Linked DNA regions of Mus musculus: region 2 is linked to region 1. Evidence: chromatin loops called from intact Hi-C (ENCODE). Cell type or tissue: left cerebral cortex. All regions are shown on one strand. Each heading gives the region's core, and the rest is flanking DNA. Links, peaks and the distances in the headings are about the cores only. Region 1 holds the start of Set (SET nuclear oncogene). Region 2 holds the start of Miga2 (mitoguardin 2).

Region 1 (4,381 bases), core at 137-4,136:
AGCATGCTCCCCACGTGTTCGAGCACGCAGTTGAGAATTACTTTCTCATTACCCTACCATTCACAAATTAAGGCATCTACTCCGCTACTCGGAAAAATGCTTCACTCCTGGATTACTTTTCAAAGAGTTTCGTTCGTTACAAAGGTGCAATCATTGGCCTTCATTATTAAAGGTGAATGAGAGGCTTCACCTCATTCAAGAATTTTTCATGTTTATTACTAATATTATACAATTGTAAGAGAAAGGGTGCCAGTGCCAGCTGCCACTTAGTGTGGAAACTAGTCCATGGCCATAAAACAAATTAGGATACTATCAACTGTTATAACTGCTTTAAAAAAATTTAAAGTGCTCTCAATTTGTTATGATTATCAATATACACCGACAAAGACCAGTTAGTCACCAAACTTCCCGGAGTCGTCTTCTCAGACTTAGAATGTAAACCTGACCTTACTCCTTCAACCCATTCTTGATGAGATTGGTCATCATATACGGCCGTGCAGTATTTCAGGACACTTCGTGGGAAAACCCTACTCAAAAACTTGGAGCCATAAAAAGGAGAGGGGGTGTGCTCCTATTTCGTGCCCTTTTGTCCGAGGGTTGTGAAGGCTTTTACAAAGCCAAGTGGGCGTGAAGGGGCCCGATCGCGCGTCTCATTTCCGGTAACCAGCCCGGGCTCTGCAGCTGTCCTGGGCTCGAAACGACCCTCCAGGCGAGGGCTAGGCGTCCTAAAGGCCCCTGAAGCCCCTGCATCATACGGCCTCGGGGCCAGATTCCTCGCACCCCCGGCGCGCCCGAGTGTGGCTGCCCCACGTGGGGTGCGCAACCCGCGCAGCCTGGAGCATCCTCCCGCCGGCTCCGCGCCCCTACCCCGCCCCAAACCCCGGTTCCCGGTTCCGCGGTAGCGCCGGCTCAGGGCGGGAAGCAGGGCGGCACTAGAGGCCCGGCCGCAAGGCTGCGTCCGGCCGCACCATGTGGCGGCGGTGGCGGCTGATGGGAGCGAGGCATCATGGCGGAGCACAATAAAGAGAGGCTTCTCGGGAGGGAGGGAGGGGGAGGAGAGCGCGGGCGGGGGGAAGGGGGGGTCTCCGCCCGCCGCGCAGGCCGCAGCGCCCCCGCCTCGGCCGCACCGCTCACCGCCACGGCGCCACCCCGGCCCCCCGGTCCCGGGCCGCACACAAAAAAGGCGCCGGCTCTCCGGCCCCCGCGCGCCCCCCGCAGCCCCGCGGTCCGGGCCGAAAGATGGCGGCGCGGCCGGGCCCCCGCCGCGCCCGGTCCTCACCTGAGGTCTCGTCGGCCCCGTCGTGATTGGAGTTGAGCTCCTTTTTACTGGCTTTGGCCGTCGGCGCAGACATGGTGCCCTCCGCGATCGGGGCGGGGAGCGGGGAGGGGGAGCGAAGGGACGGCCAAGGGGGCGGCCAGCGGCTTCCCCTCACGCCACACGCGCGGCGCCCGCTCGCTCCGGCCGCCTCCTCCCGGCGCTCACTTGCCTGCCCTCCCCCTGGCTGCCTGGCACTGCCCGCGGGGCCTGACGCGGAGGCAGGCCCGGGCGCGTTGTGGCGAGCCCCCGGCCGGGGCTCTCGCTGAAGGCGGGGAGGCGGCGGCGGCTCGGCTGGGCTCCTCGACTCGCGCCCCGCGCTCCGGCTCGCTTCTGGATTGCCCTGAGCCGCCTCCTCCTCCTCCTCCACCTCCTCCACCACCACCTCCTCCTCTTCCCGGCGAGGGGCAGGCCGCAGAGCGCAGGCGCGCCGGGCCTGCGCAAGTCCCGCCCCCGGCCGGAGAGGCTCGCGCCGTACAGCGATTGGCCGCGGCCGCGGGGCAGGGGGCGGGGCCGTGGCGGGTGGCGGCGGCGGCGGTGGGGACACTGGGGCCTGGACGAGAGGCGGGAGGAAGCGGCTCAGCGACGCATGGTCCTGCCCCCGCGCGGTGCTCCCCTCCCCCGCTCTCCCCTTCTCCAGCCGACCCGGGACATTTGCGCGCCGCGCGGTGACTTGAGAGGCGGGGCCTCCGTTCCCCAATACTCCATCACGTGGTGGCTCAGTGGCTTCCCTTAGCGGGGCGGCTGGGGGCTCTGGAGAGGGGGCGCGCGCAGCCCCTCAAAAGTACAGGCCTTAGGAGTACCCTGGCTACAATCAGGCGCCTGAGTTCTGCACCCGGGCACCTTCATTTTTTTCTAGATGGAGAAGCTGGGGACTCAAACTCTAGGCTGCTGTGCAGAGCCACACGCAAGCAGTTCCTCTATCCAGTTTACACGCGGGACCGGGTTTATGCATGGGCCAATTCAAGCCTCTGCCCTCGGTTCTGAATTTTTAAAAATCTGTTACATATTCACACTCAAAAGAACCACAGGAAAGTTCTCTGACTGTAGGAAGGACCTTTCTGCCACAGGTCCTTCTGCTCAACTTCGTACAGGTGTCCTGATCTCAGTGGTGAGGGAAGCACATTTTTGGTGATGACAAATGGGGAAATGTTTAAAAGTCAAAGGCTAAAACAGTAAAACAAACAAACAAACAAACAAAAACAGCTTTAGATTATTAAAAAGTCCTTAAGCACTATGTCGGAGGGATTTAATGGTTAAACACTGTTTTTCAGGACTTGAAAAGATAGTTCTCTGTCTACCTGGATCCCAACACGTGGTCCTGGAAATCCAGAAAGCTCTCTACCTGGTTCCTCTACCACTAGAGCTTGAACTATCCATACTCTCAGTATTCCCGTTTTATTATCAGCTCTTATACATAAAGCAATGTGGCTTTAAGTCAAGTCATTCATGGTGGGTAGACAATAAATGTAAAATACATCATATATATATATATATATATATATATATATATATATATATATATATATATATATATATACAGTCCATGGTGAGAGAATACAAATGTGCTCCTCCAAGTTTCCATCTCAACTCCAGGAAATTCAGCTAGGCCTTCCTGGTGGTGCACCTTATGCTCAAGTCGGTGAATTAATTGCACTCATCTGTTGCAATTGGTAAGCTTAAATCTGGCGACAACCTCTAAGGACCTCTAACCCACACAGCTCCCAAGCCTAGAGACCTCCAACACAGGCAACTGTGGACAGGCTTCTTAAAGAGGGAACGGTCTGACAAAAAGGAGAGCTATAAACTGTGACTAACATTTGCTAAAACTCAGGTGATGCCTTCACCAGGAATGATTCCTGATAGCCCTGTGAGGTCCTGGCACACAGTAGCAAAGAAATTCCACAAACAAAACAAGGACTTAGGCTGAGGCAGAGGCTAGCCTGGGCTACAGTGTCTAAGTGTCTAAAAGTAAAAGGGCTAGAGCATTAGCCCTTAGCACTCCCATACCAAATCACTACCCTAGGCTCCTGCTGCATTTGGCTGTATTTTCCTGTAACCCTCATAAGATACAAAGTAACTTTTACAGATAATCTTAGGGTTAAAAAACAGGGCTTGGATCCTAAGAGGCAAGTTCCCTATCACTCAGCCACGACCCCTGCCTCAAACTCTTCCAAAACAAGATACTAAGTATATTTTACAGATAAACTAAACTGGGTTAAGTAATGGGAATGGATCCCCAGGTCTAGTGCCTGATAAACTGTCATCTGCCAGGCAGCCCCACCGGCAACTCAACTTTACAAGAGAAGGAACCAACATAAACCAGTTATTTTCTTTTTCTGGGGGTTGGGAGGTGGGGAGTGGAACTAGAAAAGGATGGCCTTGAACTTCTGCTCTTCACTCCCCAAACCCCTAATGTCTTAAATGTGGCTTAAGAGACAAGAGCTGACATCAAGTCTTGGCGCACACCCACGGGGGGGGTGGGGGGTGGGGGAAACAAACCAACCCACCAAGAATGTCTGTTTCTTTCTCTTTGTATTACACAAACAATTTAAAAATTACTTTTTACCCAGAAGAGTGTTTTGTCTGTAGTATTTAACTGTGCTATGTGCAAAGGCCAGAAGAGGATCCTCCTGGAGCCGAAGCTGGGAGCCACCACTGCAGTACTAGAAACTAAATCCAGGTCCCTGGCAAGGCCAATGTGCTCTTAAGCACTGAACCACCACTTCTCCAATCTCTTTCCTTTTTTTACCTACAAGCCTAGATAGACTGACTTAATGGGCCACTCCCAGGTAGAAAGAAGCTTGCTCTGAAAACTGAAGTTTTTTTCAACCACAACGTCTGGTCCAAGGGTTGGTGCCTGTGACCACAGCATAAATCTACAGAAGACCCACGGGGCCTTCCTCTGATTGGGCCCTGAACTTCAAGATGAATACAAGGAGCATACTAAGGGAAATCAAAGCAGAAGGGGGGGGGGGGCGCTGGGCATGGGTGCACCCAGGAAGCCACCAAGCATTGCACTCTCCATACCAGTGTGGAGAGGCTGGCTACAGTGCCTGGCAGGTC
Region 2 (4,381 bases), core at 124-4,123, 300 kb before region 1:
CTGTGAGGCCTCAGTGGAGTCCTTCTCAGAGCACGCAAGGATAGGAATACTGAGGCTTTGAGAGATGAGGACCGAGGCTGGGCCGAGCACCCTAGCCATTGCCTGCTGCTTGCTTGTATCAAACCTGAGGGCCTTGAACGTCTGGGAAGGCCACCTGGTATTAGAGGTGAGCCTATTCTAGGATCCAGGCAGGAGGAGAGAGGGAAGGGGAGGCCTGGCATCTGTTTGCAGGTGAGTCCAGTTAGCCTTGTCTGTGCCCAAGAGGAAGGAAGGGTCCAAGCTCATCATCATATCCTACCTGTCTCTCTATTCTAATGCTGGCCACCAATCCTGCTCCACATTCTTGAGCAGGTAGGTTATCTGCTCCTCCACCCTGGCACCTTAGGCCTGATATCCCGGCTTTCCAATCCAGGCCCTCCTCTTTTGTGCAAGCCAACCCTACTAATTGGCCTGAGCATTCTCTCGTCCCACTTTGACCTGGCTGTGTTATCAGAACCAGGCAGTACTACAGCTCACTCTGCCTCATGTCCTGTTTGTCCCACCCCTGCACATCTCTGTGGGATCCCACGCAGCCGGGCATTGGGCAACCCCACAGTGAACATCAACAATATTCCAAGCTTCAGTATCTGCTCCTTGCGGAGCCTGGGCAGGGACCTTCCTGCTTTGGCCCCGACCTCCCTAGGACATCCTTGACCGCTGTCCACATACAGCGCTGCCCACAGCCGGCACACCTGGGGGGGGAGGTGCCCGCGACCATACTTTTAGATGCTCGCAGCGTTCCAGGCCCGGGAGTCTCCTCTCTGACCCAGCTCCTTTCTCGTTCCACCCACGGAGCCACGCATCCTCTCGAGCCGCCTGGTCCAGGGGATCCACTCATCCCACCTTGGACACCTTCGCGGGCTGGCTGGATCGCAGACCCCGGCGTGGGCCGGGTTCCATGCTCCGCAAGCCTCGCTTCTAGCCCTGCTGATCTGGTCGCCCGCGCAGTGGCCGTCACTCACCAGGGATCCCATCGCTGGGGAAGGGCAGCGTCTCCTTTCCAGGCGGCAATACAACCAAACCACGCCGCTGGATGGGGAAGGCGTGGCCTCGGGCCGGCCAACACAGCTCTGACCAATGAGCGTCTCCATATCGCTCCGCATCGGCGAGGCCCTTGGCCAATGGGGTGAGCTACGTGATCACGCAGACTCCGCCTCCCTCGCTTTTCGCACCGCCCCCTAAGTGTGGTTGCAGTGTGGAATGTCCTCTTCTCTCCTCCGATTGGTCACTAGGATTAGACAGACACACGGACACTAAAAAGGCGGTGGAGTTAGTGGACACCTGGGGCTTTCTGGGAAGCAGCTGCTTAGAGAGTCTCTGCCACACGCTGGTCCTCAGCGTTGTTGTCACTGGGATGTCACACCTGATTACCAAACTCCTGCGCTACACATACTCTCACACCAACAGGCACACACGCATGCACGCACACGCACATCTACAACCCTTATTTATGCATGGTTTGGTTTGGTTTCTTGGTTTTGGATTTTTTTTTTTTTTTTTTTTTTTTTTTTTTTTTTTTGAGACAGGGTTCCTAAAGGATCTATGCTTTGGAGACTAGCAGGTTTTGTATGTTTGTTTTTTAGTTTGGTTTGGTTTGGGGTTTTGGTTGGTTGGGTTGGTTTTTGGTTTTTTTTGTTTTGTTTTGTTATTTTCTGAGGCGATTTTTTTTTTGTGTAGCCCAGGCTGTCCTGGAACTCCTGCCCTCTGTTGGGATTAAAGCCAGGTGTCACCACCGCACTGCCCGCTGATCTTGAATTCTTGATCCTCCTGCCTCCAATCGCCTGAAGTGCTGGAATTATTGGGGTTTTTTTTGTTTGTTTGGTTGGTTGGTTTGGTTTTTTGGGTTTCTCTCTCTCTCTCTCTCTCTCTCTCTCTCTCTCTTTCTTTCTTTCTTTTTCGAGACAGGGTTTCTCTGTGTAGCCCTGGCTGTCCTGGAACTCACTTTGTTGACCAGACTGGCCTCGAACTCAGAAATCTGCCTGCCTCTGCCTCCCAAGAGCTGGGATTAAAGGCGTGCACCACCACTGCCCGGCGAAGTGTTGGAATTATATACAAGCATGTGAAACTCTGCCCAGCTACATCCAAATTCTAAATTAGTAAATAATTATTATTTGAATATCAGGGGAAAAAAATAAAGGCCAAAGTGAACTTTTTTGGTAAAAGGTGCAAGTAGTGCCTATATAGGCCAGAAGAGGGCGACCTCTGATCGCCTGGAACTGGAGTTACAACTGAGAGGAATTCTGTGGGTGCTGGGAATTGAACCCTAGTTCTCTGCAAGAACAATACACTGGGCTTACCAATTGAGCCATCTCTCCAGCCTCCAGTTACTGATCCTTTTCAGCCAGTGTGAGTTACTGAATAAAGACATGCAATTATAAATGGCTTTAACAGGACAGAGCTGGATGCTGTCTGAATGGTCACTATGGCCAGCTACAGACAGATCCTGGTAAGTACAGAGTAAAGAGGAACAATTTCGCATACAAGACTGTGAACACAGACACTTGGGGCTTGTGAGTTACCAGTGTGTAGTTACAGAGCCTGTTAATGTTAGGTCAGTGGTAGGAGACTGGCAGTCTCCTGAAGTTTTTTGTTTTGTTTTGTTTTATTTTCAAACTCCACATATCTGGGCCCCGCCTGCTCTTAGGACAACACCCAGATGCCTGAACAAACACCCAGATGGCTCAGGTTCACCCCTGCACAGACAGATGACAAAGCAAAGGGACCAGCTGAGGAACAGCTCTGGGTGAAAAGATGAGGTTTTCACTTAATATTATTTTTTTAAAGATTTTTTTATTATTATTATATCTAAGTACACTGTAGCTGTCTTCAGACACACCAGAAGAGGGCGTCAGATCTCATTAAGGATGGTCGTGAGGCACCATGTGGTTGCTGGGGTTTGAACTCAGGACCTTCGGAAGAGAAGTCGGTGTTCTTAACCACTGAGCCATCTCTCCAGCCCTATTTAATATTATTTAGTTATTTTATGTATACGAGTACACTGTAGCTGACTTCAGACACACCAGAAGAGGGCATCAGATCTCATTACAGATGGTTGTGAGCCACCATGTGGTTGCTGGGAGTTGAACTCAGGACCTTTCAGAGGAGCAGTCTGTCAGTACTCTTGACCACTGAGCCATCTCTCCAGCCCAAAGCTGAGATTTTGACAGGTGTGGTGATGTACACCTTTAATCCCAGGACTGGGAAGGCAGGAGCATGTGAATCTCAGTGAGTTCTAGGCCAGCCCAGTCTGTATAGTAGCCAAGGCTACATAGTGAGACCCTGACTGAAGAGGAAGAGGAGGAAGAAGAGGGGGAGGAAGAAGAAGAGGAGGAGGAGGAGGAGGAAGAAGAAGAGGAAGAGGAGGAGAAGGAGGAAGAGGAGGAAGAGGAAGAGGAAGAAGAAGAAGGAGAAGGAGAAGGAGAAGGAGAAGGAGAAGAGAAACAAACAAATTTTGAAGGGTTGGAGAGATAGCTCAGTGGTTTAAAAGTGCTTGCTGGGGGCTGGAGAGATGGCTTAGCGGTTAAGAGCACTGACTGCTCTTCCGAAGGTTCTGAGTTCAAATCCCAGCAACCACATGGTGGCTCACAACCATCCGTAATGAGATCTGACTCCCTCCTCTGGAGTGTCTGAAGACAGCTACACTGTACTTCTATATAATAAAAATAAATAAATCTTTTTAAAAAAAAGATGAATCTTTGAAGCAGGAGCAAGAACAGATGGAGTCAGGCACCAAATCCTCTTCCCTGAGCCACAGGGGAAGCAGTAGAAGCAGGACGTCCTCCTGCCTTCCGGGGACTGAGCGACCGCACTCAAGGTCAGGCCATGCTCATGTCCTAGAGCAGCCCATTTTCTCCACCTGGCAGAAACACGAACTTCGACCTTGTATTAGCCAGGGTTCTCTAGAGTCACGGAACGTAAGGGTAGTCTCTATATAGTAAGTTGACAACCAGGAATAGTCATTACGAACCTCCCAACTAAGAAGGCTCATGCTTGGCTTGAGAGCCTTCTCCCTGCCTGTGAGCTCTCTGTCCTGTCCATCCTTCTCTCAGCCAGATGAGGAAGCAATAGGGCCTGTCCTTAGTTTAGTGGCCCTGCATTATCTATCACCAGGCCTTGGCAGAAGAAACAGGTAAATGTCTAGAAGCAGAGTCCCAGAGAGGATGATGAGAGGAATTGAGAGAGGGACCAGAGACAAAGTTCAAATAAAGGGAAAGTGATGGAAAGGGAAAGACAGTGGCAGGGGACAGGGGGACAAGGGACAGGCAGAGAAGACGACTGATATTAGAGCACTATCGCACAGTGGTGGGGTGACAAGGACTAATCAGATTTCCCATGTTTTAAA

What was found. Peaks named below come from ENCODE experiments on the same cell type or tissue, not always from the same donor. Only the 100,000 strongest peaks of a DNase experiment are listed, where the experiment ranks them.
Region 2: a loop joins it to region 1, with 8 times the contacts of the local background. A loop is called at or near these places in 1 of 42 quality-filtered maps.

The regions. Positions count from the first base shown.
Region 1 is chr2:30,063,792-30,068,172 of GRCm38, reverse strand. It overlaps Set (SET nuclear oncogene), which reads right to left and starts at 1,699. Exons shown (of 8, transcript NM_001204875.1): 1 at 1,280-1,699. The coding sequence starts at 1,352. In left cerebral cortex, for the core only: no CTCF peak of the experiment used is centred there; DNase peaks (open chromatin) are centred at 967 and 1,829; H3K4me3 peaks cover 2,313 bases; H3K27ac peaks cover 1,642 bases.
Region 2 is chr2:30,360,926-30,365,306 of GRCm38, reverse strand. It overlaps Miga2 (mitoguardin 2), which reads right to left and starts at 1,074. Exons shown (of 16, transcript NM_001242407.1): 1 at 1,002-1,074. In left cerebral cortex, for the core only: CTCF peaks have their summits at 2,234 (motif pointing right) and 2,896 (motif pointing right); DNase peaks (open chromatin) are centred at 193, 610 and 1,179; H3K4me3 peaks cover 1,561 bases; H3K27ac peaks cover 1,229 bases.